2 separate regions of the Homo sapiens genome follow, and region 1 is linked to region 2. A link is an interaction called in ENCODE POLR2A ChIA-PET data of the cell type or tissue named here. Cell type or tissue: Panc1. All regions are shown on one strand. Each heading gives the region's core, and the rest is flanking DNA. Links, peaks and the distances in the headings are about the cores only. Region 1 overlaps BCAS3 (BCAS3 microtubule associated cell migration factor). Region 2 overlaps BCAS3 (BCAS3 microtubule associated cell migration factor).

Region 1 (15,561 bases), core at 4,507-12,506, 230 kb before region 2:
TAATCCCAGCACATTGGGAGGCCGAGGCGGGCGGATCACCTGAGGTCAGGAATTAAAGACCAGCCTGGCCAACATGGTGAAACTCCATCTCTACTAATAATACAAAAAAAATTAGCTGGGCGTGGTGGTGCACGCCTGTAATCCCAGCTACTCAGGAGGCTGAGGCAGAAGAATCCCTTGAACCTGGGAGGTGGAGGTTGCAATGAGCTGAGATTGTGTCATTGCACTCCAACCTGGGCGACAAGAGCGAAACTCCGCCTCAAAAAAAAAAAAAGGATTGGGAAGGAAAATAGAATTCAAGGGTATTAGGGAACTGCAAAGACATGTTGGATGTTCAATTCACTATGGAGGTGACTACCTGTGTCAGGGACATTGAGGTGTGTACAGAGCTCTATGAAAGTCCAAAGGAGATGTACCTTAACCCTTCCTCTTTCCTCCCTCCTTCCTTTCATGGGGGAAATAAGGTTAGACGAGGCTTCCCAGATGAGGTGACGTTACGTGCTGAGTCTCAATGAGTATGAATGGGAATGGAAAAAACAAGAGCAAGAAGGACACTCTAGGCACGAAATAGTATATGACTAATATGGGTAACTACAAGAAATCTGGTGGCACTGGAACATAAAACTCAAGGCAGCAAGTGGTCAGAGCTGTGGATACAGGGGCAGGCAGAAGCCTGACCAAGGAAAGGTTTTGCAGGCCTTGCTAAGAAGCTTGAGTTTCTTACTGTGGGCAAATGCAGCCTCTCAACAACTTTAGATGGGTAGTGACATGGCCAGAGCAGTGGTGTCACAGGACAGGTGAGTGGAGGCCAAAGTAAAGGTGGGAAGACCAGATAATTAAATTACAACAGTGAGGCAATGAACTTGGGGGTGGTAATAGGGATGAAAAGGATAAAGAGCAAATTTGAGAACTATTTAGAGAGAAACAATCAGCAGGAACTGGTGACTGGTGTGTGTGAAGTGAGGAAGGAGACAGTGTAAGGATGATTCCCCCATTTCTAGTTTTGTTGATAGGGTGGATGGTGGTGTTACAGACTGGGATTCAGAAAATAATGACAAATGGCACTGCTGGGAGTGGAGGATGATTGGGATGGGTTAGACTAGGAACAATATGCCTACTCTTCATCTATCTCTCCAACAAATGCTGCTGAACACCTACTAAGTGCCAGGCACAAGACTTGGTGCTGGGGTCACAGAGATGCATTTGCAGCCTCTGCTTTTCAGGACTTCACAGTCCAGAAAGAGGTCAGAAATGTAAGCAGAAAACCACAGTACAGCACGGTAAGTGCTTGCTGTAAGGGAACAAAAGGGATGGGGAAATATCAACTCTGACTCAAGCCATGCAGAGCCAGAAATAGGCAAAAGAAGAGAGGGTGCACACTGCCGTGTACCTGTGTCCTCTTCCTGGGGGCTGGTCACTCCCCACTGTACCCACTCTTCTAGAAAGAAGTCAAGGGCAGTAATGAGAAATGACAGCAGGAGGAGAAAGTGCCAAAGTCCAATGAACAACAGGTGGTAATACTGTCAGTTCAAATCACCATCCCGGAAGCTGAGTGGCGATGGAGCTGAACCTAGATCAGTACTCAAACTCTATTAAACCTACAGCACTAATTGCTCGGTGAAGCCCATGTGTTCCTTCTCACCCACTGGATGTTTCTCTGGCCGTTCAGAAGTTCCAGGCCGCTGCTGTATCCCCAAACACGGGTGCTTGTTTACATTCTTCCCCACGCTCATAGATGAGGGACTATTTTATTCTTGTTTTAGGCAGCTCAGAAGATGCCCACAGACTGGGCCTCCTGCAGCAGTGTGCGGCTCTGGCTCCCCATAAATCCTCTTCATTCTGTCTCAATGAGATGACATGCTAATATTATCTGGAAAATCAATACTATCCCCCAGCTTTGCTGTATCAGCAGAGCTGCTCAGCACACAGGACAAGGGCTGAAGTGCTTCGGGTCCATCTCAGAGGTCCTGTTGTCGGACAGGCCTTTCCCTTCCATGGCCAGTCTGAAAGGCAGACAGGGGAACTCATCACAAGTTGAGCTGCCTCAACTATCTTTTGCTTTGAATATCCTAGAGCCATGGATGGTCAGATGGCACTGGAAGGGACCTTAGAGATAGATGGTCTTCTCTCTCAAAGCCCGTATTTCGTGGAAAAGGAATTTAGAAAGTGATCTAGACCCTACATCCTCCCTATGGCCAGAACTGTTCCGTCTCACTGCCTTTCTCTACAAAGTCTGAACTACTGTAGGATTCTCTTAGATAAAAACACATCCAGAGGCCGTAGCTGATATTGTAAATGAAGGATCAGATAAAGTGGGGTTGTCTGTTCTTTCAAAGCTGAAAAAAAAATATGAATTCTAGAATTCTGTCACTCATCAATGTAACCTAAATCTTAGTTTCCTTAGCAAGAAAATGGGAGTAATAATGATATGCACCTTGTAATTATATTGTCAGTATTAAACAAGATAGCCTAGGACTTCAGATAAGGAGACTATCTAAAAATAGTGTAACAATACTCCACATCTTAATTTCCAGTTCTTAATTCATAATAAAGAGGATATTTCATTCCTCAAGAATCTAAAAATGACCATAGTAAAAAGGCAGGAAAATTTGCATTTCATTATTGGAATAGTGTGGTTAGCATGTTGAAGATTCTATTAGATGGTACCAATTTTCACATTAAGTGGACATGAGTTATTGCTGAATACTTGAAGTCGTCTCTGGAGAATAAGACATCATAGCCACACAAATGGCAAAGTCAGATTCCGTGGTACATTCTGATGTGACATTAAGAGACAAGATGAGGAAAGTCAAGTAATACACCAGAGAGAACAGGAGAACCCTGGGAGTCGGGGGAGGGGGGAGTTTTTGGCTCTTTCTCCTGGCATGGCAAGAGTGGGACAGGGAGGAGGTAATGAGCTGACTGTATGTGTAGAGAATCTCAACTTTTTCTTAGGACTAGCTGACAGAACTAGCCTTTCCTCAGCAAGCCACTGGGTCTCTGCAGAATGGGAATAAGCGTTCAAAGTGGCCGTGCTTCACCTAATTCTAGAGATGATCTGATGTCTTTTTCATTGATATGAAAATATGCAGACATTTGTGAGGGGGCGGAAAGGGTGCAGATTCTTTACACTGTAAAGAAAGTATCTATTTGTGCTGAAAGGCTCTTTTAACTGTAATCCCATTTGGTGATTACTAACCTGGGGTCCACAGGCCTCCATGAGATCTATGAATAGAATTCAGGTGGTCCATGAATTTGGACTGTGAAAAAAATCACTCCTATGTTTTTGTTAACTTCTAACTGAAATTTTGCATTTATATCAATTATAATGTAGGCAGAAAACAGTAGTTAGCAACCTGTGGCTGTAACCAAGAGAAATCAGTCTTTTGTTTTGTTTTTTTGAGACAGAGTCTCTCACTGTCATCCGGCTGCAATGGTGCAATCTCGGCTCATTGCAACCTCCACCTCCCGGGTTCAAGCGATTCTCCTGACCCAGCCTCCTCAGTAGCTGGGATTACAGGCACCTGCCACCACGCCCAGCTAATTTTTTGTATTTTTTTCCAGCAGAGATGGGGTTTCAGTATGTTGGCCCGGCTGGTCTCGAACTCCTGACCTCGTGATCCACCCGCCTCGGCCTCCCAAAGTGCTGGGATTACAGGCGTGAGTCACCGTGCCCGGCCGAAATCAGTCTTTTCATTGCACATTACTACTGTTGCAATTTACACCAGGGATTGGGAAACGTTTTCTGAAAGGGGCCAGATGGCAAATATTTTAGACTCTGAGGGCCATATGACATGAGGCCAGCTATTCAATTCTGCTGCTGTAGTGTGAAAGCAGGTATGGACAATATGTACATGAGTGAGCATGGCTATGTTCCGATAAAACTTTATTTACAAAACAGTCTGTGGGCTGCAGTTTGCTGACCCCTGGTGCACACACATTTTGACTTTGAAAGTACAGCAGTGATGAATTCTGTTTAGTTAATATGTTAAAAATAAGTACATATATTACTATATCATAAATGTGTGGGCATTTAAAATATTTTGGTAATTATGTTCCTACACACTTTATTTATTTAAAAATATTCTGAGAAAGGGTCTGCAGGCTTGGCCAGATTGCCAGTGGTCTGTGGCACTAAGATGAAGATGTCCTGTCACAAATATATGTGTTTGCCTACAAATGATTCCTGGGCAGAGGCTAGAAGAGGGAGGGAGGAGGAAAGCTGCTGGAACAAAATCAGAGTGTAGAAAACATTGTCAATTGAAGCTAATCAGATATGAAATAAAAACTTCTCTGAACTTTCTGTGGTAGGTGATGAGGGAAAAAAAGGTATTCTTTTCCCTATTTTCAGCTAATGCAGAGAGTTCCACATTTTGTACATTTCTTCTCTCATTGTTTGAGTGTTCACTGTTCCCAGCTTGCCCTCGCATGGCATTACTTACTGCCATACATTTTTCTTTTCTTTTCTTTTCTTTTTTGGCCAGGAACACTGCGTCAAGATGCCATACATTTTTTCTAAAGAGTCTGCAATGAAATCTGGTACTTAAGCACAATGGGTTTAAATGCCCTAAATTAAAACTTGCCCTACTGATCATTTCCTTCCCCAAATGTCACCTGAGTAATGCCTTCTGGGAGCTTAGGGAGCAAGTTTTCTCTTTAGAAAACTGAAGTTGAAGGGGCAGGCGAGGAGTTAAAGGGGAGGAGGGCGGGCATGGGGACCAGACACTTCTCTGTGCTTCATCAAGGTCAAAGCTCTACGAAAACATCCTTAGGGTCTCGGGACAGTGAAACCAACTGGGACTGTATGTGGCAAGTGACATCTTTCTCATAGAAGACTGGCTGGCTGTTTTGTCCTTTCAGTATAAGCTGTATTTACTTCTAATAATGCAACAGCAAAATGTAACGTGAGGAGAAAGCACCTTCTGCCTAGTACTGTACTAAACAGCTCTGGGTTACATTTACAATTTTAATAAACTGATTTGTCAAAACTGTCAGAATCAAGGGAGATCATCTGGATACCAGATGAATGAAAATATCTGTAATTATAAGTTGTCCATTTTTCTCTTTCATCTTCTATACACGTATCTGTGAGCAGCCACATATTTTCATGCACGTGCATACACATAAATTTGAAATCATTTTTTAAAACCTGTCATAATAGAATTCAGGAAAGTAGAAAATACAGTTCTCCTGGGATAACAATGGGACTCAAAGGCTAAGCTGCACTCCCTGTCCTAGGACCCGCATCCTTTTGCTGAACTATGCTGTCAGAGCCAAAACATTTCAGTTTCATTACCACCTGGATTGTTCCTAATCCTGGCTCATCACTCACTTGCTGTGTGACCACAGGTAAGCAACTAAACCTCTCTGGCTAATAGCTGTGTGTGAAGCAACCATTTTGATACTCATTAACTGCCCCACACTAATAGCACAAATATTAATGAGATTCTTTGGGCAATGAACGCCAAACCCTCTAAAGAATGCTATGAAATGGCTATGAGTTGGCATGAATTTATTTAAACGCCTTATCCCAAGTTTACTCAGAATCCCATCTTTTTTCTTTTCTTTTTTTTTTTTTTTTTTTTTTTTGAGATGGAGTCTCGCTCTGTCACCCAGGCTGGAGTGCAATGGTGCAACCTCAGCTCACTGCAAGCTCCGCCTCCCAGGTTCACGCCATTCTCCTGCCCCAGACTCCCAAGTAGCTGGGACTACAGGCGCCCACCACCACGCCAGGCTAATTTTTTGTATTTTTAGTAGAGACAGAGTTTCACCGTGTTAACCAGGATGGTCTCAATCTCCGGACCTCGTGATCCACCTGCCGCAGCCTCCCAAAGTACTGGGATTACAGGTGTGAGCCACTGTGCCCGGCCCTCAGAATCTCATCTTTTGCTATCTACATTTAAATTATAGGCCAGGCACGGTGGCTCATGCCTGTAATCCCAGCACTTTGGGAGGCTGAGGTGGGAGGATCACCTAAAGTCAGGAGTTAGAGACCAACCTGGCCACCATGGCGAAATCTCATCTCTACTAAAAATATAAAAAGTAGCCGGGTATGGTGCAGGGTGCCTCTCATCCCAGCCACTCAGGAGGCTGAGGCAGGAGAACTGCTTGAACCCAGGAGGCAGAGATTGCAGTGAGCCAAGATTGCGCCACTGCACTCCAGCCTAGGCGACAGGGCAAGACTCCATCTCAAATAATAATAATAATAATAAATAAATAAATAAATAAATAAATAAATAATGGCATGTGACTACTTTGAACTGGAAGGCAGCCCACACTTGAGGGCACTGAACTCTCTGTTGCCAGAGAAGGGTGAGAAGGATGACTGAAAAGGTGGAGGATGCAGGGTGTGGGACGTCCCCTTTGGGGGCTTGGATTCTGGCTCCCTTTTGGAAGTAGATTGGAAAGGCAGTGGGCCTTCCCGAGGATCTCTCTCATCATTATTCTCAGGGCAGAGAATGTGAGCTAGAGGATCAACTCACACGGAGAGTGATGATGCTCAAGAGAGCCAGCCTTTGCATGGTCACAAAGACCAGGGCATTTGGAAGAGTTTCCACATACTAGAGCCAAAGTCCTTTTCATTTTATTTCCTTTTTTATTTTAAGATCAATGAGAAATGCAGTCTCTAGATGAGGCTAGCTAGGGAGCTGACTGGGTGGGGAGGGGCCTGGGGGGACAGCTGATTTTTAAACCTGACATTCTAAATGACCCCTAATGAGTTAAGGGCTGTAGTGAGTGTCTCTGTGGCAGTTTTCCAGCCCTGTTACACACTAGGCATAAAAGTGTGTTGGGAACTACAATTTACTGAAGTGTTTTGCTGATGTCCAGGCCTATGTCTTTGGTGAGTGAGAAGAAGCTGCCATTCTAAGTGAGACTCGTGGCCTTTTCAAACCAGTAATGAACACAAATATAGAAGGATCATGCTGAAAGTGACTCTAGAAACCTGCTAGGATAGGTTCCTTAACTTTATGGAGAAGAAAGCTAAGGTCCAGAGAGAAACCTATGACTTGCCCAAGGCCCCACAAAAAGCTACTGATGAAGCTGCAGGGAGACCCAAGTTAGCTGCTCAGCTGCTAGTTCATTTTGCTACAACAAAATACTAATTGGTAGTCGTTTGATACTATTGGAAACAGTCTTTTTAGGGGACGACATCCCTTAGAGAAAGAAAAATACTTGGCTATAGAGAAAAGTAGAATGTGCTACCAACAGTGGACGGAATAAAAATACCGTTGAGAGCATAGCTGTTAGGTAGAAGTTATTCTCACAGTGAACACGAACACCTGTACTTTTCCTAGATTTCCGATTTCACCCTCTCCACCAGACTCAGCTTGCTTCATTTTGACTCTGCCCATCGACCACTGAGGACCCCCATCACACTGACCTCCCTTCAACAAGAACACCTGGGCTTGGCTTTCTCTGCAGTTTTGCCCCTTTGCTTATTTCCACAGGGGTCTAGGTCCCCGCTGACTGCTGCTTTAATCATTTGTTAATTTGCTTAAACATCTGGTCAAATTTTGGAAATAACAGGAGGGTTTAGGTGAACTTCTCTTGGATGCTGAGAGTTTTCACGTGCCCATCTCTGCCCTCCCCCGGCATACACACACACCACTAGATCACCAGACAGTCTAAGCCAATAAAGAAAAAGTCAAGGAGTATGACTTTGGCTTCCCTTTCTCTCGGCTGTTCTTTAGGCTCCTTAACTCAGTATGCTCCAAAGTGAACACACCTTCTCTCCTCCATCCCCAGCCTCTTCCTCTGTGACTGGTACTGCTTTCTACTCAGTTATCAAGCCAGAATTTGAGTGGCATCTTAGACTCCCACCTTTCTATTGCATTCTAAATCCCATATGCATTGACTGTCATGGAGCCCCTGAATTTCCTTTCCCATGTTGGAGCCTCCTCTCCATTCCTCCTATCCCTACCTTACGGAAGGCATTCATCACTCCTCACTTCGATAAATAATTGGTACCTGGCGGTTTCCTGGATCCAGTCTCACCCCACTTCAATCAATTTTCCACACTGTAGCCTAAGTGGGTTTTCCGAAACACGTGTTGATCATATTACCTTGTTTAAAATTCCAAGGGGACTCCCCAAAGCCTTCAGACTCTCTACCATGAAACCCAACCTCCCCATGATCAGCCCTTTATTTCTCCTACAACTCCAAGCATTTATGTCTTATGTCCTGGCCATCCTGAACTAAACACAGCTCCTTGTTTGTGCTCTGTCTCCTCTTGTAAACGGACTTTGCAAGTGCTATTCCCTCTTCGCTGCTGCCTGGCTAATTGCAACTCATTCTTCAAGACTTGGTTTAGTCAATAATTTTTCCAGGATGCCTCCTCTGCCATGTGGTTGGTGCTTAATAAATTTCTGTTGAATAAATAAATAAACCAATAAAATGGTAGAAATATGTTCTAGTAAATACATCTTTTCCTACAGAAAAACATAGTAATAACTGCAAGAGGGACAGGAAAGAATTCACACTGGGGAATGAGAACTTTGGCTGGAGATGATGTCAATATTCGGGCTCTATTTCATGTACCTTCGTCAAAATTACCTTTTTCAAAAAGAGGCAGAATTCTGAAGAACAGCCTCTCCACAGAGAACCTGAAGTTTGGAAAAATATTATTACTGCCTGCCTTGGAACCACTGGGTTCCCTCAAACCCACTGGATGGGCCTTTGGGACCATCAACTCATAGTGATCGTGCTAGTTGCCTTTGCTGATTTTACCAGCAACTGTTTCATCAAATTGTCATTAGGGCTAACTCAAGGTAACCACCAGGAACTTGGAGAATGCATATGACCTCTGGGTAAAGCCTGTTTAACCTGACTGGAAGAATGAGAGAGTATGGAAACAGACATCTGTCTCTTATGGTAATGATACACATTTACATTCTATGTCGCTAGGAAGAAATTTTGGAAATATTTTTCTAAATATCACTGGCAAAACCAAACTCATTTTCAGGGGAGAAAGAAACTTTTCATATCCCTTTTGGGCTGATGCAGGAGCTGTCTAAGCAACTGTTGTGTTGAAAATTGTGATGACCTACGGAAATTTCTTTCTTTTTTTTTTTTTTTTTGAGACGGAGTCTTGCTCTGTTGCCCAGGCTGGAGTGCAATGGCACAATCTTGGCTCACTGCAACCTCCGCCTCCCAGGTTCAAGTGATTCTCCTGCCTCAGCCTCCTGAGTAGCTGGGATTACAGATGTGCATCACCACGCCCAGCTAATTTTTTTTTTTTTTTTAGTAGAGACGGGGGTTTCACCATGTTGGTCAGGCTGGTCTTGAACTCCTGACCTCGTGATCCACCCGCCTCGGCCTCCCAAAGTGCTGGGATTACAGGCATGAGCCACCGCGCCCCGCCTGACCTACAGAAATTTCAAACGGCAACCATGGACATCCCAACACGACAGTTTTTTGACCTGAGTGGTATCAGAAATAGGCTTTACTATAACCAGGTAAATACCTGAACAAAGGAACCCTCATCAGGAAGGCACTGTCACTCTTGGCAGCAGCAATCCCACAGGAAAGGAGTTCCCCTGGCAGAGACAGAGAGACAGCTACTCATCTGACAAAACTCTCTCAGTCTGTCCTTTGCCTTGGGGATTACGCTGGGCATTTAGTGTCAGAGACAGGGGTTCTCTGCTCATCCTCCCCAGGAGCCAGGCTGCTCTCCAGCAGAAGTCTCCATCACCAACGCCTCTTTGCGTATCACCTGCTCCTTATAAACCACTTCTCTTGAGAATAAAGTTTAAGGAAGGATGAAAAGCGTTGCTGCCCAGGCTCCCTAGTAATCCAGCACAATCATTCCAGATGTTGTGACCCACCATTTAAAGGGAATTCCTTGTCTGGACTGCCTCTCTGGGGCAGCTTATTAGGGAGCATACCCTCCAAGGGCTTAGAGAGAAGCCTCGGGACAGCACATCTCCAATCAAGACTTCAGCACTTAGCAGGGACTGTTTAGAAGGTGCGATTCTCAGCTTGTCTCCTTCATAAAGTGACACCAAGCCCTTCCTGCCAGACACAGTCTTGAGTAGTGATGTCATCAGAGGCTTGGAGGCTGTCTTTGTTTCCTGAATTACTAAGGCAGCTGATGTTTAACTGACCTGTCATACTGAAGGCACCATAGGGGCAGAGAGGGCTGACTTCGGGGCAAAGATCTCAAGAGTAGCAATGGACCAGAAGTCTCAAGAGAAACTGCCTTATGATGGTTGGGGAAGACTGAGCTCATCCCAAAGACCAGCTGCATCAAATACAGACTAAATCCCAGCAATGGAGACTGGATGGAGCACGTCTTAATGTTTTTAAGTGACAAGACAATGTTTTGAGAATCCAGACAAATACAGGGACAGAAGAGATGAAACAGAAGAGTACTCAATGAGGTAGGGCATTTCTGCTACCCAGCCTGGGCCTGAGACTCAACTATGTTAAGAACTCAAGGCCTTTCAAGGCCAGTTTGCCCACCAACACCTGAAGAAGTGTGTTAAAATAGCACTAGACAAAAGGTCTATTTCTTATCCCTCCTCAGGCTTCCTGAACTCATACAACCAGCATGGAATTTTTTAATAACAAAAGGAATTCCAAATACCACGCTGTGGCTAGCATAACTCTGCTTGTTCCTTGTAGGACTTAATCAAATCAAATGTTTAAAGATACTTAGGATGGATGATTTTCCCTAGGCTGGTGGGAAGTTCCTTGTCCCTCAAATAAAGAGGGAAAGGACCCGTGAGTAGGGACATCACAGTACTACCACCTATTTGTGGGCCTGGAATAAAAACATATGATATTATATTGCAAGGCTTTTTTCAAACATGATGAGTAACTCCATTATAAGTTTAACTACAGTAGTTGGGATCTGTTCTATACATTTATTGTATTTTAAAATAACTTATTTTGGAGACTGGAAAATACAAGGATGAAATACTCTATTGCTTAACTATTTAACTAGAGATACAACAAACTACTTTGCAGAAAAATGATGCTGTGGCTCACGCCTGTAATCCCAGTACTTTGGGAGGCCGAGGAGGATGGATCCCTTGAGGTCAGGAGTTCAAGACCAGCCTGGCCAACATGGTGAAACCTCTCCTCTACCAAAAGAATACAAAAATAAGCCAGGCGCAGTGGCATACACCTGTAGTCCCAGACACCTGGGAGGCTGAAGTGGGAGGATCGCTTGAACCTGGAAGGCAGAGGTTGCCGTGAGCTGAGATCGTGCCACTGCACTCCAGCCTGGGTGACAGAGTGAGACCCTGTCTGAAAAATAAAAATGAGGTGCTATTTCCAGTAGATCCTGCACATAATGGAACTTAAGGATATGACCCTATATAGTTCCTCATAGCACCAGCCCCATAGTCTTCTCTCTTTCATACTTGACAGTGCTGATCCCTGGTCATATGGCAACAGCATGAGGGTTGTGATTTAATGTCTTAGAAATGGCTGGGTCCATATACCTGTCACTTCCAAGTGACAGAATATGAAGACCTTGTTCTGCTATCCTCTACGGGACTTCTCTGGGCCCTAATAGTCTTGTCTTAAAAACGAGCCAAGAAGGTTAAACGTGCAGTTCTTAACTTTTTTTTTCACCATCTCAACATATCTGATGATAGGCAGCTCTCCTATTAGTAAGAGTGAGAATGATTTTCAAACTGGGGTGAGGGAGGTAAGGCAGGAGAGAAGTTATCAGAATCTCTTGGAGTAGAGGGGCAGGAGGATTTTCTCAAGCTATAAGTGAGATTTCCAACCTGCACGATTTCTAATATCCCTTCTAAAGATGAAACTATGACTATTTCCACATCTACCCTTTAATTTTCCCTCCATTTGTTCCCAAATGAAGTTGGGGCCACCTCCTGTTCAAGATTACATCAGTAATAATTTTTACGAACATACTGGTGGTCTCTGAGCTTGCTTACAGAACATGAGTCCACAGAAGAAATGTGCTGGTTGCCAAATTTCAGCAGTTATTGGCATTTATACTCTGAGAAAACTTTACCAAAAATTTTATACATATGTCAAATGATACACTTGTCAAGAATAACCCCCCATAAATAACCTTCTTCTGGCTTATTTGAACATTGGTTATTGCTTACGTTTATATGATTTAATTGGAGATTTTTAAAGTTGAAGGGTTCAGCTTTGCAAATATTCTGTATGTATTGATGAAAAACAGACATCCTAGGCAGATTTTTTAAAAATGAAATTCACATACTTCGTTACTTGCATGACATCATGTAAGTGATAGTTTGCAAGGTTGTGGCAATCTGTTTATGAAGTACACATATGGGCATAAGAATAGGGGACCCTCTGTATTCTCCCAACCTGGCCACACCTGCCTGACCCCCAAGCATAAAGGACCCCTCACCCCTCATTTCTTTTTTCTTGTTTTTTGAGACGGAGCCTCGCTCTGTCACCCAGGCTGGAGTGCATGGCGTGATCTCGGCTCACTGCAACCTCTGCCTCCTGGGTTCAAGCGATTCTCATGCCTCAGCCTCCTGAGTAGCTGGGATTACAGGCACCCACCACCACGCCTGGCTAATTTTTGTATTTTTAGTAGAGATGGGGTTTTGCCACATTGCCCAGGCTAGTCTCGAATTCCTGAGCTCAAAGTGATCTGCCCACCTCGGCCTCCCAAAGTGCTAGGATTACAGGTGTGAGCCACCATGCCCGGCCCCTCATTTCTTTTCAAATCAAACTAGGGGACTATCCTTTTCTCTTAATTCTCTGCAAAACTACCTGGAATAAAAAAGAAAAATACAAGAGCTGCTGTGAGAATGTTCAATGGCAAGGAAAGTGGGGGTGGGGTGGGGTTGGAACTCATCTAAAGAAAACATTGGGGTGATCCTAGAATCTATCCCCTGAAGGCGTGGGTGGGTGCCAAGTTCTGCATTTCTCCTAAATGATCCCAGCAGCTGCTCCACGTTACATGTGGCAAGTCTTCTAGGATCTCCAAGGGTTTTCAAAGTCATGCTGGCAGCTGCCTCCTGTCGCCCCACTCTATAATGATTGAACCTCTTGTTCCTTTTATAGAGTTGTTCTCTCCTAATAAAACACTAAATGCTGGTCTGAGCAACTGTTCCAGGATCACTAGATGCAATCCTCCCACCCTCTTCCTCCTCACCCTACATGCCTTATATTTTCTATCACAGTGGACCCCTGTGTAAACTGCTCTGGACTGACTCACAGCAGCACGGGCGTGCATACAGGCTTGCAAGTGGGCACACACCGACACACGCACAACCACCATCAGCCCACTTTCAACCAAACCTGAACTCCAAATCCATTTCCAGCTATTTTAAGAGCTGCTACTTTAAAACTGGGCAACCATCCTAAACACATGAAAGTGTACACGAAGCACAAACTGCCATAAATGAAGAACCGCAATTCATTGTGTCAGGAGCCTGCAGAGGTGATACCTTCAAGCTGTTAGTCAGAATAAAAAGCTGTGACTTGTCAGCTCTTGGATGGGAAGCACAGCAAAACAAGCCATTTTTTTCCCGGCAAATATGAACCACATTTTAAAGGTGTGAACCCTTTCCAAACTTCAAAATGCAAATGGAAACAACATACCAATCTAGCAGTTGGCTTGAAAACAGTTCCTAGCTCATCTCAAATCTCACAATCCTTCTCTAAGTCATAATCCGGGAGCTACAGAAAGCAAGCTCAATTCCTCTCCCCACATCAAGTATAGTAATGTTTAAAAGTGGCCTTTATTTTTAAGGTTTCATGCTATTTTATATGTAATCGTGTTTTAAATATTTCCTTTTAAGATGGTAAGTTTCTCCAGAGTTGGAGCCTGGGTTATTCGTTTCTTTTGTTTGTTTGTTTGTTTAAATCACCAATAGCTAGCAAAGTACCTGGTAGGCTGTAGTTGTTCATCAAATGTTTGCTGAATAAACAAGTGAAACCCTAAACACAAAATGGACTTGGTTCGCCAGTGCTTGGCTAAAATAGGCAAACTAGGCCGGGCGCGGTGGCTCACGTCTGTAATCCCAGCGCTTTGGGAGGCCAAGGCGGGTGGATTATGAGGTCAGGAGATCGAGATCATCCTGGCTAACATGGTGAAACCCCGTCTCTACTAAAAATACAAAAAATTAGCCGGGCGTGGTGGCAGGCACCTGTAGTCCCAGCTACTTGGGAGGCTGAGGCAGGAGAATGGCATGAACCCGGGAGGCGGAGCTCACAGTGAGCCGAGATCACGCCACTGCACTCCAGCCTGGGCAACAGAGCGAGACTCTGACTCAAAAAAAAAATGCAAACTAAAAAGTCCCTTGACCACATTTACTCCCAAGATTTTCAAGGCTTTTTTTTCTGGGCTCTTAATGATGGAATCCTACCTTCCTGGAACAATTCTGTTGAAGTAATGGGCATTTGACTATAAAGGAATAAACAGAAAGAAGCTTCAAGCCCTAATGGGTAGTAAACAAATTAGAGGCACCCAAATTCTCTGTCGTTTTTCGTTATCTAGATCTCTCTGAAAGTATAAATTAAAAAGCTATAATTGGTGATTTAATATTTTAGCTCACATTGGTTTATTTTTGGTTAGTAAGTGCTAAGCATTTTATTTAAACTGATTTGTTTTTCTATTATGAACATCTTAAACATATATAAGCAGAGAGAATGGTATAATAAACCCCACTGCCAGCTTTAACAAATAACCAATTCATGCCACTCTTTTTTCATCTATATAATTTTTAACTTACGTTTTGTGACAATCAGACTTCTGCTTACTGCTCCTCAATTAGCTTATAATTACTACCAACTTCTTAGTTTGAGAAAACTCCCACCCAGAAGGTGGACGTTTTGAGCCAAAATATGACATTTGACATGGGTGCAGCTGCTTAAAATATGTCTTCATTAAAGTCAGATGAAGGAGATAAGCTTAGTTTCGGCCTCCAAAGGAACACAAAGTTTGCATTTTTTCTTTTAAGTATAAAAGTAGAACTCTTTCCACCACCACACTCCCTTCCCATGCTCCCTTTACACACACGAACCCAAGTAAACACCCTAATTTCTGAAAAATTTAGTGTCCCAGACCTTTTGGCTATCAGCACTCACATCAGTTTCCCAGTTGCTTTGCTCACACTTTGAAGGAAACCTGGAGGCAAGGACACGGGGCAAAATAAACACTCAAACAAATTGATTCTAAGGAACAGACCTTTATACCTCTCTTCGCTTTTATGGCTTAAGATGGTGCAAAAATGTTACTTACTCCCTAAACAGTTATTAGTCTCTGTAATGTAACATAGCAGATACTTTCTAAATCCTTTTAGCCTTCTCCCCCTTACTGGAAAGATCATCATTTTTTTTTTATTTCAAAGTGGATTTAATAAAGAAAAGGAGTGCTGTTAGAGTAATACGTGAGGCTTTGACATTAAGCAGTGCAACCCTGTGGAGTCGGCAAGAACGGGGTCTCTAATCTCCAGTGATTTATAGAGGCTCTTCCTTCATCTCTGTACTTGGGGAGGGCCAAAAAGTTTAGAGACAGGCTGGCGTCCCTCTTACTCCACACCACTAACTCCTGCTGGCCAGCCTGCCTGCTCAAACTTTTAACCCTTTAGCTGTTACTTG
Region 2 (15,561 bases), core at 4,025-12,024:
AAAGGCTAAGTTATCTTCCCACCACTAAATTCTATATTAATTCTTAATACAGAAGAGAACAAGAGGATCCTTGAAATTCCCACCCCTTAAATACTAGTGAAAAATGTGAATATGGAAAATATGTAGAGGCTGGAAAGCAGATGAGGGCAGAGAAGATTTTAAAGAGGTGAGGTAATATGTTATGCAAATATCTGAAGGAGAGGTGTGACCAAGGGAATGTTAAGTACAAAGATTTTGAGATGTAAACATAAAGGGAATAAGTAACAGCTAGGAGGCCACTGTGGTTGGGTGGGATAAGCCATGTTGTGAGTGGAAGGTTAAGTCAGTAAGGCAAAGGAAGTAGGACCAGCAGATTACTGTGGGCTTTTCCTTTCTTCTTTTTTTTTTTTTTTTTTGGTAATAAAGCTCGAGTAATATGATGGAAAGCAATTAGCAATTTTTAAGTAGAAGTGAGTAACCATGCCTTACGTAACTAGCTAGTACCTAATGTGAATTTCTCCAAAAGTTTATGTTGTGTTTTATATATGCTGAGCCTAGACTAGTACGTGTCACAGAACAAGTACTCAATAAGTATTTACTGGGTGGTTGGAGTTTTGGATTCTGTACTAAGTAAGTAACGGCACTAGAATGGCTGGACACTTATTTATCCATCATCAAAATAGGGATAATATATTATAATGTCTGGGATTAGCTTCAAAATAACCCAGTGCAGGGATGAAGGTGGGAGGTAGAATTACAGATGAAAACAGGATTGGTCATTAGTTGATCATTGTTATAGCTGGCTGATAGGTACATGGAGGCTCACTATACTATTATTTTCTAGTTTTGTGTATGTTTGGAATTTTCCACAGTGAGAAGGGAGAAAGATCCTCTCTGCCCTCATTAACTTTCCAAAGGAAGTAATAAAGATTCCAAATATACATCTAGAAATAGTACCATAAATATGCACCCCAAAATCCTAAAGAGATTATAAGAATTTCCATCCCCTTTTTTCACCAAAAATAGTTTTCTAATTAAGCATACTTGGAAGCCATCAGAAGATGGGCAATATAAAAAATAAATCTGGTGGGATAATATTTTTCATTATCAAATAAATATCCTTCCTCTGCCTCACCATTTTTTCCATGTTTGATACATTTTTATTACTAAATTGGGTAAAAGCACAAACATCAAAACAGGAAAAGCTTATAATTAGAAGCTAACTATAATCCAAATAATTTTGAAAAGTCTGAAAGAAGAGTGCAATAAGAGAACATATTTTTTTCACAATAAATTAATCATTAATTGGCACTGTGGTGTTAAACATACAACTAGATATATTACTGTTCATAATAATTGGTAATGTAATATATTTATTAAAATCTGTTGGTCTTCCTATTATATTTAGTATTGGATTCTCTATACAGTTTTAGGAATTACAATATGTAGTATGGAATACCTTAGAACAGTCCCAACAGTATACCACCAAGCCAGAACGCTGTTCCTCCAAATGTGGTCCTCAGACCATTAACATTGACATCCCTCGCAGAGCTTGTTAGAAATAAATAACTTCAGGCTCCACCCACCCAGCCCTACTGAATTACAATCTGCATTTCAACAAGATCCCTAGGTGATTTTATTACACATTAAAATTTGAGAGCTGCATTATACAGGAGTAGACTCACTGCCATTCCTCTAAAATAGATCAGTAGTAAAAGTTTGGAGAATCTACATTATTCTTTAAAAGGAAAAAATATGAAAAACTGGTTTTCATTTGAGAGCTTAGGAGGAAAATAATTAGTTACTTATTGCCATTTCTAAAATCTAGACAAGAAAATTCTGAAATAAGCATGGTTATTATGAGATTAAGTTAGCTATAAATTATTAGGAAATTTAAAATAGAAAGGTACTATCATTTTCATAGGATTTACTTTTTTTGTCCACTTGTTATCCTTCTAAATTCTTCACTATAACCTCAAATTTCAGTATAAATGGCCATTATAGCAGAAGAGCCAGGCTCTGTTTTCCATGGCTGATGTTGGGGGACATATCAAGCCAGTATATGCATAAGTTAAAGGGACAGATCTAAAATGTTCAGCTTACCAGTATTTAATACTTTTCTTAGTTTTTGTTGTAGTTGTTGTTGTTGTTGTTTTAGTCAAAGGTGGTTAAGTGTTTGGAAATGACCTTAGGTGGCTTCTGTTTTACAGATATGACCTGCCAGCGTCACACAACTTTCATACAAAGAAATCAGTAAGTCTCTTGATTTTAGTCAGTCTACATATAGTATTGAAAAGCTTTGTGACAAGTAATTCTTTCTAATGTTACCAGGCTGCCTGTGTAAATACAGAAGGCCAGCCTAGGAGACAGGATAAATTATCTGTGGGAAGGGCCCATAATCAATAGCCAACATTCTAGTTTAAAATTCATTCTCAAATGCTTTGGGCACAAAAAGGTAAAAATAAACTAAGTTTTTGCTCTTTTTATATAGCATATATTTTCTTAGTTTGTACTAATACATTCTTATATTACAAAGGCAATTTCATGGAAGAATCTTCCTTTTGATATTGAATCATCTGAAATTACACAAATAGAACTATACATTCAAAAAAATTCTCATGTGAATAACAAAAAAGACAAGTTAAACAACAACAAAAAAGCTTCCTTTCTATTTTTTTTAAATGGTGAAAAGATATATATATATATATATATATATATATATATATTCAGAATTAGGCAGCTGGACTCAGTTTAGATGATCCCAATTTTGTTGGCAACATCCAAAGCATCGTAACCAGGAGCCAGTCGAACATATGCCTTCTTCTCTCCATCAGGCCAAATCAGGGTGTTGACCTTGGCCACATCAATGTCATAGAGCTTCTTCACAGCCTGTTTAATCTGGTGCTTGTTGGCTTTAACATCCACAAGGAACACAAGTGTGTTGTTGTCTTCTGTCTTCTTCATGGCAGACTCAGTGGTCAGCGGAAACTTGATGATAGCATAGTGGTCAAGCTTGTTTCTCCTGGGAGCGCTCTTCCGAGGATATTTGGGCTGTCTCCAGAGTCGCAGTGTCTTCGGCTGCCGGAAGGTGGGTGACGTGCGGATCTTCTTCTTTTTGTGGCTGTGGACACCTTTCAACACTGCCTTCTTGGCCTTTAAAGCCTTCGCTTTGGCTTCGGCTTTAGGAGGGGCAGGAGCTTCCTTCTTCGCTTTCGGCGCCATCTTGTGAAAAGGGTCTTTTTTTTTTTTTTTTTTTTTACACAGGGTCTCACTCTGTTACCCAGGCTGGAGTGCAGTGGCATGATCTCGGCTCACTGCAGCCTCCACCTTGTGTTCAAGCGATCCTCCCACCTCAGCCTCCTGAGTAGCTGGGATTACAGGCGTGCGCCACCATGCCTGGCTAATTTTTGTATTTTTAGTAGAGACGGGATTTTGCCATGTTGGCCAGGCTGGTCTCAAACTCCTAACCTCAAGTGATCCACCCGCCTTAGCCTCCCAAAGTGCTGAGATTACAGGCATGAACCACCACACCTGGCCTGAAAGTTTTCCTTTCTTGCAGGTGGACATTGAATAGTAGGCCTAATTTGGATTTTGTTTTAAAAGTCCCAAAACAAAAGCAGCTTAAAACCTAATTAAAATGAATTTAAAAATCTGTGCACTCAACTACTGGTCTCTGGCACCATTTTCTGTTTTTTGTCCTTGTGGCGCAGGTTCTTCTTTGTTTCTTCTTTTGCTCTTTTCATTGGCTCAGTTGCACCATTCTCCATCACATTCATCATCACTATCAAATTTAGTTTACCTGCCCTGAAACTGTACCTTCCCTATCGCAAACCCAGGCTGGGTAGCTTTATTACTCTTCCCTTTTCCTGTAAATCTGCAATCTTTGACTTCCATTTATTTGGGGATTCTTGTTGGTCTTGCATGATTTTTTTCAATGCTTCTTTTTCATCTCTCCTTCTACTATTTCCCAAGTCACTTCTTTGGTTTTTTGTTTTTTAATTGTGGGTTACCATTATTTGTGTCTTTGGCTTTACCTAATGCTTCTTTGGCTTTTTCTTTAAATAGAATTATCCTCTCTTTTGCTCCTCTGACAAAGTCTATCCATTTTATTTCACCACTTGCATTTATTTATATTAAAAAATTTCTCTCAATCCAGGTAGGAAGAACATTCTATGTTTACTACCTTGGGAAGGAATGACATACCTGTTCACATGGAAAAAAGAATTTACAACCTTGATAAAAAGAAAATATGATAAGAGCAAAGTTTCCATGCTTCTAACCACTCAAATATTAGGAATGATACCCTGAGATTGGAGCGAGACTGGCAGAGACAGAAAGGGGAAAAAAGAGGGTCACAAAGAGGAGTGGGAAACGACAGAATCCCAGAAGAAGTTTTAGGGACCAATGGCGGTGAAAACTTATGTCTTCAATCTTGGGCAGAGTTAAGGGAAGTGGCAAGAGATCCCACATGGTACAAGAGTAGAAATGGTGTGCACATAGTGTGTCTGTACAGCCAGGTCTGTGACAACCTTACCATGTTCTCCATAGCTTAGAGGAGAAGAATGTTTCATACATGTACAAGAATAATATGGACATAGTCCAGACAACTGACAGGAGCTGGATGAGAAACAAGAATGGATGCTGCAGAGACCTATATGAACCAATGGCCAATGATCTGGTGGGGAAATGGGACATGTCAGTGGTGACAATTAGGACAAAATGTCCCCAAATCCCTTACCTCATACTTTTATACCCTGAACACCCTAGAGAATTTAGATGTAACTTTGGAGGTGGTATAATTGATTGAGATTAATTTTTCCACCTTTCTTCGAATGGAGGTACTAAAAAAAACTTAATAGAGTTTATTTAAAGAAAAATAAAGTTACATATCTTGCAAATCCAAGTTCAATGGACCAAGATACAAAATAGCTACCCTAAAGAAAAATGTTTAGTATCTTTTATATTTACCAACTGTCCTTAGATAATTAATAAACTTGGTACAAGGATATAAATCTAGCCATGTTCTTAGTACAGTAATTTTCAAACACACCTTATCTGCCAAACTGAAAAGGAAAATACTGAATAGGGAATACTATCAATTTACTTTAGAGAATACAACTTCAAAAGTACTGCCTCTACACACAGGCTTTTGCTAAATATACATCAACGAGCAAAGGCAGGATGAGTAGATCATTATGAGGTAACTGTGAGCCTGTCTGTTTTTAGTATTTATAAGCAAATCATGCTTATAGTGAGTAAATAAGAGCTAAAAAATCACTTATGGTATTTTTCTTATAGGAATATATGGGCTTCTGTGTATACATGTGTGTGTTTCTATATATATATATATATTTTTTTTTTTTTTTGTTTGTTTGTTTGAGATGGAGTCTTGCTCTGTCACCAGGCTGGTATACAGCAGCATGATCTCAGCTCACTGCAGCCTCCGCCTCCCAGGTTCAAGCGATTCTCCTGCCTCAGCCTCCCAAGTAGCTGGGATTACAGGTGCGCACCACACACCCAGCTAATTTTTGTATTTTTAGTAGAGGTGGGGTTCCACCATGTTGGCCAGGATGGTCTCGATCTTTTGACCTCATGATCCGCCTGCCTCAGCCTCCCAAAGTGCTGAGATTACAGGTGTGAGCCACTGTGTTCAGCCTATTTATATATTTTCATATGTGAGTATGTGTAAAGCAAACAAAAGCCAATCTGCTTTAGGGCTGACCTTTGAAAATTAGTCCTGTTAATCTAAACCAAAAATACTGCCAAGTCTGTATAAATATATATATATATATATATATATATATATATATATATATATACACATACACACATAAATAAAGTTATGAAATGAAAGATTAATGTCCCCTTAATAACATCCTTAGGTCTGAATCCTATATAATAAAATTCACAATGTTCCAAAAAGTCAATTAATAATATAACTTTTCAAATCAAAATCTTAGAAGAGTTCTATTTTTGAATTTTTAGATGCCTTCTGCAACTTAATACAAGAATCAATGTGTAAAGAATTTTAAAAAATTACCCACAGAAAATATGGTATTTATCGGTTAGAGAAAGTTAAAAGTGTTGCTTTACATACTGCTAAACTATAGGTACAAAGTATTAAAGTATATAAATAATAATTGCAAGATTAAAGGTATAAACATTAACAGACCTCTAAGTTGACATCCTTAAGTTTCTTCAAATATCTAGTTCTTTAACACTACTTAATACAGGTTAGGATAGGTGAATTTGAACCAGGATTCCGAGAATGAGTTATTACCATTCCTAGAAAAATTTAAACCTAACATTTCAATTTTTCCCCCAAAAGAATGAGAAGAAAACCTCAATTTTATGGAATCAAATTCTTTCTAAAATATCCCCAGAGAAACAGCTAGATATCAAAAAAGTTCATCTGCAACTAATCTAGTCTTCTACTTAGAATACAAAAGGTAAGATATTTATCATTAACATATTAAATATACTGTACATTAGAGCAGGTAATTAATTACTCTCATTATATTGGACATGGTTTAAGATACTCAGGAAAAAAATTAGACCTTGTAAAAATGAAGTTTATAAGATTTAAATATTTCTTTGTAAAGCAAGAATAAAAATAAAAATATCTGTATCCAGTACCATTTCATTTAAAGCAATGAAAAACAACTGCCAACGCATGTAAAAGTTAAAAGACTACACACAGCTTGTAAGCATCCTCTTTATATAAACAAGCACAAAGCATAATGAACATCGAGCAGTGCTTATTTATGAAAGTAATGAAGGAAAAGTCTATTTGGTTTGGTTTTGTTCTTCTTGTTCTACCCTTTCCTACATTTCTTGAATTTCCAGTAATAAATTCTCTTAGCTGTAGCTCTGGAAGCTTTAGAGGACATAGCTGATCAACTACAGGTACCACTGTTTGTAAACTCCAGCCTCCCAACTCTAGCAGATGTTAAGAAGCTGTTCTACTCCTTGAAATTAATTGCAATGCTATCACTATCAGAGAAATCTGCTTCTCAAATTAAGGATAAAAATGCTGACCCTAATGGTACCTAGTTTTATATGTGAGATAATCATATAGTTACCTGCTTTAAGATTTTGTTGGAAACTTAAAATATGATAATAGGCTGAATATATAGAAATAGAAATTTAGAGTCTCTTAATTCAAAAATTCACACTGATCTATAAATGAAGATTAAATGCATTTGTAAGTTTAATTATAAATTTAAAACTCACACTGATTTATAAGTGAAAAATCAAAGATGGACCCAAAAGCTCTTATCTGGACAAGTGAGTTTACTGGGTCCTACTGGCAGCTGAGTTTTATATGGGCAGTGGAATTCTTCAGATTCAGGACCAGACACAGTTTTTGTTTTCTCCTACTCTTTACCATATCCCCACCCTTCCTCCACAAACAATAAAACCCTTAGCACGTGAAAGTTTTTAGTGGAGACCTGAGAGATGAATAATGTTGTGCCAGCATTTTTCAGTCGTTTAGGTTATTTAGAGGAACAACATTCCTTTTTCTAGCAACAGAGAAATTTGCAGTTAAATGACATCATGCTGCCTTGAATGAAACAGCTCAGGCTCAAAGTTCACCCAAAGGCCAACAGTGATAAACTCTCTCCCAAGGACAAACCTCAATATATTTTTGGTGCTTATTAAAAACAGCATTTATATAGCAGCCATACAATAAGCAAGGGCTATTTACCAAACTCTGTTTCTGATCAGAAAGCACTCAGGATATAAGGATGAAATTCTGCTTGGGAATGTAGTTTCTTAGTATAGAAACTAAAATTTGCCATTTTAAAACAAAGGTTCAGAAGACAAATAATCCAAAAGCAAAATGAACAAAGGCAGTTCCCAATGAACAAGCAATTCACAGAGGAGGAATTATAATATCCAACAAACATATTTAAATCGTAGTAATTGGAGATTTAATGATTCAAGTTATCATTGCATACATATCAAAGTGGCAAAAATTAAAGTGTGATTTTTTAAATGACTAAAAAAAGGGAGAACCCTTTCAGATTAAAAATAACACACATAACTACTTGAAAATGGGTAGTATTAAATTCACACTGATTTATAAATGTGACAATTTAAATGTAGAGGAATTCACTAAATCTAATACACAGAGCAGTAAAGCAATTCCACAGAATATCACTGGCTGTTCTGTTGATTAGCAGCCATCCCTATACCAATGCAACAACAATACATAAAGGGGAACAAGCTTTATCTACATTATATATTATAGGGATCAATGATCTTCCTTGTGCCCTGACCCTGTAGTACCATAGATGTTCTCTAATTAATTATTAAAGTTTTCTAACAGTCAGTATTGTACATCTCTGGTTTCACTTTCCTTTTATGTCACATTCCCAGAAGAACAGTCACAGGCAATATATAATTAGAAAAAGTATATATCTTCTCTGTCTATAAACTAATAGATTTCACTGAAAAACTGACAACTCTGGGTGCATCTTTTCTCCCCATCTCCTTTTCTGTACCCCCACAGTATCATAATATTACTACAGAAGACATAAACTAAGGAGCTTTCATTTATTGTTCCTGCTACCAAGAGGTCATTTGACATTTAGCATCTGGACAAATTACCCCTGGAGAGTCTGGCTGGGCTCACAATTTAGTTTTACTTCTTAGTGGCCCTAAATATCTCATAAAATGGAGAGAAAGAATAAAGCATAATGGGTTCATGCTATCAGCCAGATCAGTTACTCTACTAAGGAAAAATTTCAAACAGTCCAAGTATACTTTTTTTTTTTTAAGAGATAGGTATCGCTATGCTGACCAAGCTGGCATGCAGTGGCTATTCACAGGCATGATCATCATAGTGCACTATAGCCTAGAATTCCTGGGCCTCAAGTGATCCTCCTGTCTCAGCCTCCTGAGGAGCTGGAACTACAGGTGTATACCATGACACCCAGCCTCTAATATACTTCTAAGAAGTGAACAGACTATAACCATCCTCTCAAAGCACTTGCAAGGTCAAACCATTTTAAGGACAAGGTGGAGTTTAGGAGGGGTCTTCAAAAAGTTCATGGAAAACTGAAGTAAGAACAAATGTCAAATTTACAGTCAAGCTTGGGTAGAAGAATGGTGAAATTATTGATGCTTTACCAAAAGTTTATGGAGACAATGCCCCAGAGAAATCAGCAGTTTACAAATGGATAGTTCGTTTTAAGAAGGGACAAGATGGTATTGAAGATGAAGTCTTCAGTGGCCAGGCCATCCATATCAATTTGATAGGAAAAAAATTCATCTTCTTTGTGCCTTAATTGAAGAGGACCAATGATTAACAGCAGAAACTACAGCCAGTGCCAAAGATATCTCAATTGGTTCCACTTCCCCAATTCTGACTGAAAAATTAAAGGTGAGCAAACTTTTCACTTAATGGGTGCCTAAAGCATTGCACCCAGATCAGCTGCAGACTACAGCAAAGCTTTCAATGGAAATTTTAATCAAGTGGAAACAAGATCCTGAAGCATTTCTTCAAAGAACTATAACAGGAGGCCGGGCATGGTGGCTCATGCCTGTAATCCCAGCACTTTGGGAGGCCGAGGTGGCGGATCACGAGATCAAGAGATCGAGACCATCCTGGCTAACATGGTGAAACTCCGTCTCTACTAAAAATATAAAAAATTAGCAAGCGTGGTGGCAGGTGCCTGTAGTCCCAGCTACTCGGGAGGCTGAGGCGTGAGAATCGCTTGAACCCAGGAGGCAAAGGCTGCAGTGAGCCGAGATTGTGCCACCGCACTCCAGCCTGGGTGACAGAGCAAGACTCTGCCTCAAAAAAAAAAACCAAAACAACAAAAAAACAAAAAACTGTAAATAAACCATGGCTTTACTGTTATAGTAGGATCCAAGAGACGAAGCACAATCAAAGCAATGGCTACCAAAAGGCAGAAGTGGTGCAGTCAAAGCAAAAGTGGGCAAGAGCAAAGGTCACGGCAACAGTTTTTTAGGATGCTTGAGGCAGTTTGTTTGTTGACTTTCTGGAGGGCCAAAGAAAATAATAACATCTGTTGATTATGAGAATGCTTTGAGAAAATTAGCCAAAGCTTTGGTGGGAAAATGCCCGGGAAAGCTTCACCAGAGTCCTCTCCACCACAACAATATTCTTGCTCATTCCTCCCAGCAAACAAGGGCAGTTCTGTGAGAGTGTTGATGGGAAATCATGAGGCATCTACCTCACAGTCCTCATTTGGCTCCTTCAGACTTCTTTTTGCTTCTAATCTTAAAAAAAATCATTAAAGGGCATCCATTTTTCTTTAGTTAATGTAAAAAAGACAGCATTGACATAATTAAATTCCCAGGACCTTCAGTTTTTAGGATGGACTAAATGGCTAGTATCATCGCTTACAAAAATATCTTTAACTTGATGGGGCTTATCTTGAGAAATAAAGTTTATATTTTTAATTTGTATCTTTTAACTCCCTTTTTCCACAAACTTTTTGAAGTCCCCTCATATCTACCTGGAGAGACACACACAATATCTACTTAATGTGTTCTACTAGAACTCACACTAGTGCAACTCATTTGATAGTACAACTGCACTGTATGTACATTAAATCACCAACAGTAGGATAGCTGGAAAAGTAAGTCCACACTATTTTAAAGAATTGTATCATAACTATAAAGTACCTTGCTTATAGCTTGTGAATAACAACTGTTGTCTTATCATGGGTTATATAATCTGGCCAGACTCATATGTAACAATAAGAGCATTCTTATTAAAGCTTACCTTTACAGGAGTATAGAATACAATACATTACTAATAGTAGTTGCCTCCTGGGAGGGGATGAGGTTAGTTGGGAGATACGGAGGATTTATTTTCCACTGGATATTTTTTGTTACCTTTTAAACCGTGTATATCATGTTTATAAAATAAACATGATATAAAAATTCATATTTAATTAAAAGTTGTGGAATAGGAACAATACAATTGATACAGATGGTGCAGCACACCATAGTCAATATATGCAAGCAAACAAATCAGATATATATCAACAGAAGTTGGAAAACGATAAACAAAATAAAAGTTGACCTTATTGCATAGTGGGTTATGTGTTTTTCCCCCTATTTTTAGATTCAGTAACTTTTTAAAGGGGGTGTGCTACTTCTAACTTGCTTATGCATAATGTCTCCGTATCTGTTTATTTATCATTATCTCTGTATTTATACACACAAATATCAAACATAGGACCAGCTTTATCAACTGCTCAAACACGTTGTTTTTTTGTTCAGAAGAATGATTATTTGCTGAAAGCATCCTAAGCTAAATTCTGTGTAGAATTATGAGTTGTAATGCTTCAACAGTAGCAACGGTATTCTCACAGCCAAACCTGAATGTTAGATGCATTTCTTTCAGGAATAATCAATTCTCCATTATAAATTCAAGGAACACTCTAAAATATACTTGATAAGATACTAGGATGAGTAGAGCATATATGGAACCTACTGTAAATTGATGTTGTAAAGGTAAATAATCACTATTTTTGGTCATTAAATTGTGTGCAGTAATCGATGTACCCATCTGTACATGTAGGCAATAGGACAGTGATTGAAAACTTACTGTTCTTGACTCCATCTACAATGGCACAGTTGAATAGCAAAGGCTCTAATGTAGTATTCAGTCTAGCATCTACACTAAGCCCTGACAAACAACAACAAAAAAGCAGGCGAGGATGGGGGGTGATGTTTGCAAATGTAAAAATGGCAAAAATAATTTTTTTTTGCAAAGACTTAATGTGGTTTTTTCATGTTTCATTTATTTATTATCTAGTTACATACTAGGAAAATCCACATCATTATGCAGCAGGAAGAATTACATACAGATTTTCTCTTGCCTAAGCAAAAGAGGCAAAGTTGCCCTGGCATGGAGAGACAAAAGCTTTTAGACCTGGAAGGCACCAAACATTTTCACCCTATAGTTAGGAAAATAATCTAAAATCTTCTTAAATGATCATTAAGCATTCATGATGTTTTCCATATTTTAACTCTAAATTAATCAGAAAATTCTCAAAACCGAGAGGATAGGGGAAAGCATGAGACAGAGAACACAAGCCCACAACTACTGCAGGGTTTTCTTTAACTTTCCAAAAGTAAGAAGAGCATTTTCCAGGCTTGATCTTCCTTGCCTACTCCACAACGTCAAACTACTAAACAGAGATCTCCACAAATCACTGTCCCTGCCTCACCTGTTTTACGTAATGGTGGGGAGTTGTGATCTTTAAAAAGTCTTTATAATCAGATGTATAGTGAAGAATCATGGGTAAAAAGACACAATAGTGAATGACTTTCTTAGGATACTTTGTGGTAGAATGTTGTAAATTGTTGAAACTTGGTAATTGGTAGATTCCTTATACAACTAACTGTGTACTATGTACGTCTAACGTTTCTCCAATAATTTTTTTAAAAACTATTTTATGAATGTTTCAAAAGATTGAACAACCATTTCTTGACCTGCAGACTGACAGAGAGTCATCTTGACTCTTCTTGGCTAGGGTGTGGAATACATGAAGTATTCAGGATCATTCAGTGAGTGATAATTTAAAAAATCATAGTAATACTTTTCTAGAACAGGTTTTTTTTCCCACATAACACTATATGTATCATCCATGTTAATACATTTAGGTCTGGTGGCCGGGCGCAGTGGCTCGCGCCTGTAATCCCAGCACTCTGGGAGGCCAAGCGGGGTGGCTCATGAGGTCAGGAGATCGAGACCATACTGGCTAACACGGTGAAACCCCGTCTCTACTAAAAATACACAAAAAAAAAAAAATTAGCCGGGTGTGGTGGTGGGCGCCTGTAGTCCCAGCTAGTCAGGAGGCTGAGGCAGGAGAATGGCGTGAACCTGGGAGGGGGAGCTTGCAGTGAGCCAAGATTGCGCCACTGCACTCCAGCCTGGGCGACAGAGCAAGACTCTGTCTCAAAAAATAAAAATAAAAATAATAAAAAAAATATATTTAGGTCTGGTTTACTTTCATTACTGTATACCATTTTATTTTCATCTTGTATAACAAAGTGAGGTAGTTCTTTTCCCCTGCATTTTCTTCCTTCCTCACTCCCTTCTTTCTTTCATTTTCACTTTCTCTCTTTCCCACTCATTTTTTCCTTCCTTCCTAGGTTCAAGAGATTGTCCTGCCTCAGCCTTCCCGAGTGGCTGGGATTACAGGCACGCGCCACCACGCCCGGCTAATTTTTGTGTTTTTAGTAGAGACAGGGTTTCACCATGTTGGCCAGGCTGGTCTAGAACTCCTGGACTCAAGCGATCTGCCCAACTTGGCCTCCCAAAGTGCTGGGATTACAGGTGTGAGCCACCGTGCCCAGCCAGTAAAATTTCTTTCTATAGCTTTGAAAATGTGCCCAATATTAGAGCCATACTTGTCCAGCTGACCACTGAAGATCAGAGGAGATATAATACAAACGCTTTCTCTTCACAACAAAGTATGTTCACCTGTGCCACCTGGCAGTATCTGTCATAAAGTAGGTGGAATCATGAGAAGCAAGAAAGACCTCACGGAAGAAGGGTATTCATTCTCACACAACTAAGTACAACCACCAGCTATCATTAGTGAGTTTCTTTTTTCTATCCAAGCTCTTGGGTAAGCCTTTTTGGATCAATTATCTCATATTATCTAACAATGATCCTGTAAGGTAGGTATTATTAATACCCATTTTAAAGACGGGGAGAGGCCAGGTGCAGTGGCTCACGCCTGTAATCCCAGAACTTTGGGAGGCCAAGGCAGGCGGATCATGAGGTCAGGAGATCAAGACCATCCTGGCTAACACAGTGAAACCCCATCTCTACTAAAAATACAAAAAATTAGCCAGGCGTGATGGCGGGCGCCTGTAGTCCCAGCTACTCGGGAAGCTGAGGCAGGAGAATGGTGTGAACCCAGGAGGCAGAGCTTGCAGCGAGCCGAGATTGTGCCACCGCACTCCAGCCTGGGCAACAGAACGAGACTCTGTCTCAAAAAAAAAAAAAAAAAAAAAAAAAAAAAAAAAAAAAGATGGGGAGAAAAAAGAGTTCGGGGAGGTTATCTGCCTAAAGCTGTACAGATAGCAAGTAGCAGAGACAGAGTTCAAATTCAGGACTGCTGACTCTAAAGATCACATTCTTCACCTTAAGCAAAATCACCTCACCTCAATTTATCACTTCATTACCTACTAAGTTCATTATTTTAAGTTAAATTTATCATATAAAACATGTAAGAGATTTTTATCCCCAAACGTCAATTATATCATTGATTGAGAGTCTGTTGTTTGTCTATTCAATGTCTGCTTCACTTAATATAATCTTTTCTATAATCATAATAAACAGTTATGTATCCTGATCAGAGATACCTATACTGTGATCAAACAATGGGGAAAAATTACTTTAACCAGAAGTCACAACACAAGGTTACAGACATTGAAGGAAGCTTCACATGCAGTGAGAGAAACAATCAAAGTGCTACTTTACATACACTATAATACCTCTGATTAAAATTTTTCATCGTAGAAAATACTGGTTTGTTGGTTTCATATTTAAAGGTGTACATGATGCAACCACGGATGACATGCTAGCATCTAGAAAAGAGCACAGAAATCAGCCGAGTGACCAAGAAAAGAAAAAAACGCTATCCTCAAAAAATCCCCAAATCTCAGCTTTGACCAGATTTCACATCATATAGGGTTGTTACAGATGTTCTTCACAAAGTCATAAAATACAAAGAAAGCGTAGTATAAAAGACAAGAAACTGATGGCATAAAGGCACTGAAGGCAATATGGTGTTTCTGGTCCCCTGCCAAGTTCCACAGAATCATATGGCCAAAAGTCTCCTATCCTATGACAACAATAAGGGGAAGAAGAGACTGAAGCTGCAGAGAGACAATCTGTGGCACTCACCCACCAACCTTATGCCTCGGTTACTGGGCTGGTTACTTTCAGTAAGAAAAATCAAGAGAGAAAAATTTTTTCAAAGAAAGAGAAACTCAGTAATGATAAGAGCTTATACACTATCAAAGCAAAATTAAAACTTTTGATAAATGGAACAGTCAGAACTCCAGAAACAAAAATAATATTAAATATGTTAGCTTCATAATCAGCAGCTAAAAGAGGCTTCAATATAAAAAAAAAGTAGCTATGCTAAAGACACAAGACTATAATTTAAAACAAAGTATTAAAACATATAGGAAAAACTAAAATCATATATACATTAATTTGAAGAAAGAAGGGATTTCTAGGTATTCTTGGAAATAAGAAATAATTCAAAAAGATCGCTTAAAAATGTTTATGAAACATACATTTTCCATAAAGAATAGCACAGGCTGCTTTGTTTCTACTATTGTATAATCAGGAATTATTTGCAAACTATTAGAAAATCCTGTTGCTACATAAAATGTGAAAAAAAAAAAAGTAACAAGACAAAGACCTTGACTTCAGGTGTCCTAGCTGCTTGTTTCCTCCTCTTTTAACATGTCTTGGGTCTGAATTTTCATGAGTTTCTGGACAAGTTACGAGATTCTAGGGCAGGGATCTCCCCAAATCTGAAAGTTGAAAAAGATTTTCACACCCTTAAT

Evidence for each region. ChIA-PET counts read pairs that join two places held together with the same protein. Peaks named below come from ENCODE experiments on the same cell type or tissue, not always from the same donor. Only the 100,000 strongest peaks of a DNase experiment are listed, where the experiment ranks them.
Region 1: POLR2A ChIA-PET joins it to region 2 with 9 read pairs; 2 of 35 experiments call an interaction of 5 or more read pairs at or near these places.

The regions. Positions count from the first base shown.
Region 1 is chr17:61,289,471-61,305,031 of GRCh38, reverse strand. All of the region lies in intron 22 of BCAS3 (BCAS3 microtubule associated cell migration factor), which reads right to left. Among named protein-coding and RNA genes, the nearest start is that of TBX2-AS1, 100 kb to the left of the region's middle. In Panc1, for the core only: no CTCF peak of the experiment used is centred there; no DNase peak of the experiment used is centred there; H3K27ac peaks cover 2,096 bases.
Region 2 is chr17:61,057,511-61,073,071 of GRCh38, reverse strand. The region is part of intron 19 of BCAS3 (BCAS3 microtubule associated cell migration factor); the gene reads right to left. It overlaps BCAS3-AS1 (BCAS3 antisense RNA 1), which reads left to right. Exons shown (of 6, transcript NR_186507.1): 3 at 2,190-2,232; 4 at 2,949-3,067. It also overlaps the pseudogene RPL23AP74. Among named protein-coding and RNA genes, the nearest start is that of BCAS3-AS1, 71 kb to the left of the region's middle. In Panc1, for the core only: no CTCF peak of the experiment used is centred there; no DNase peak of the experiment used is centred there; H3K27ac peaks cover 3,784 bases.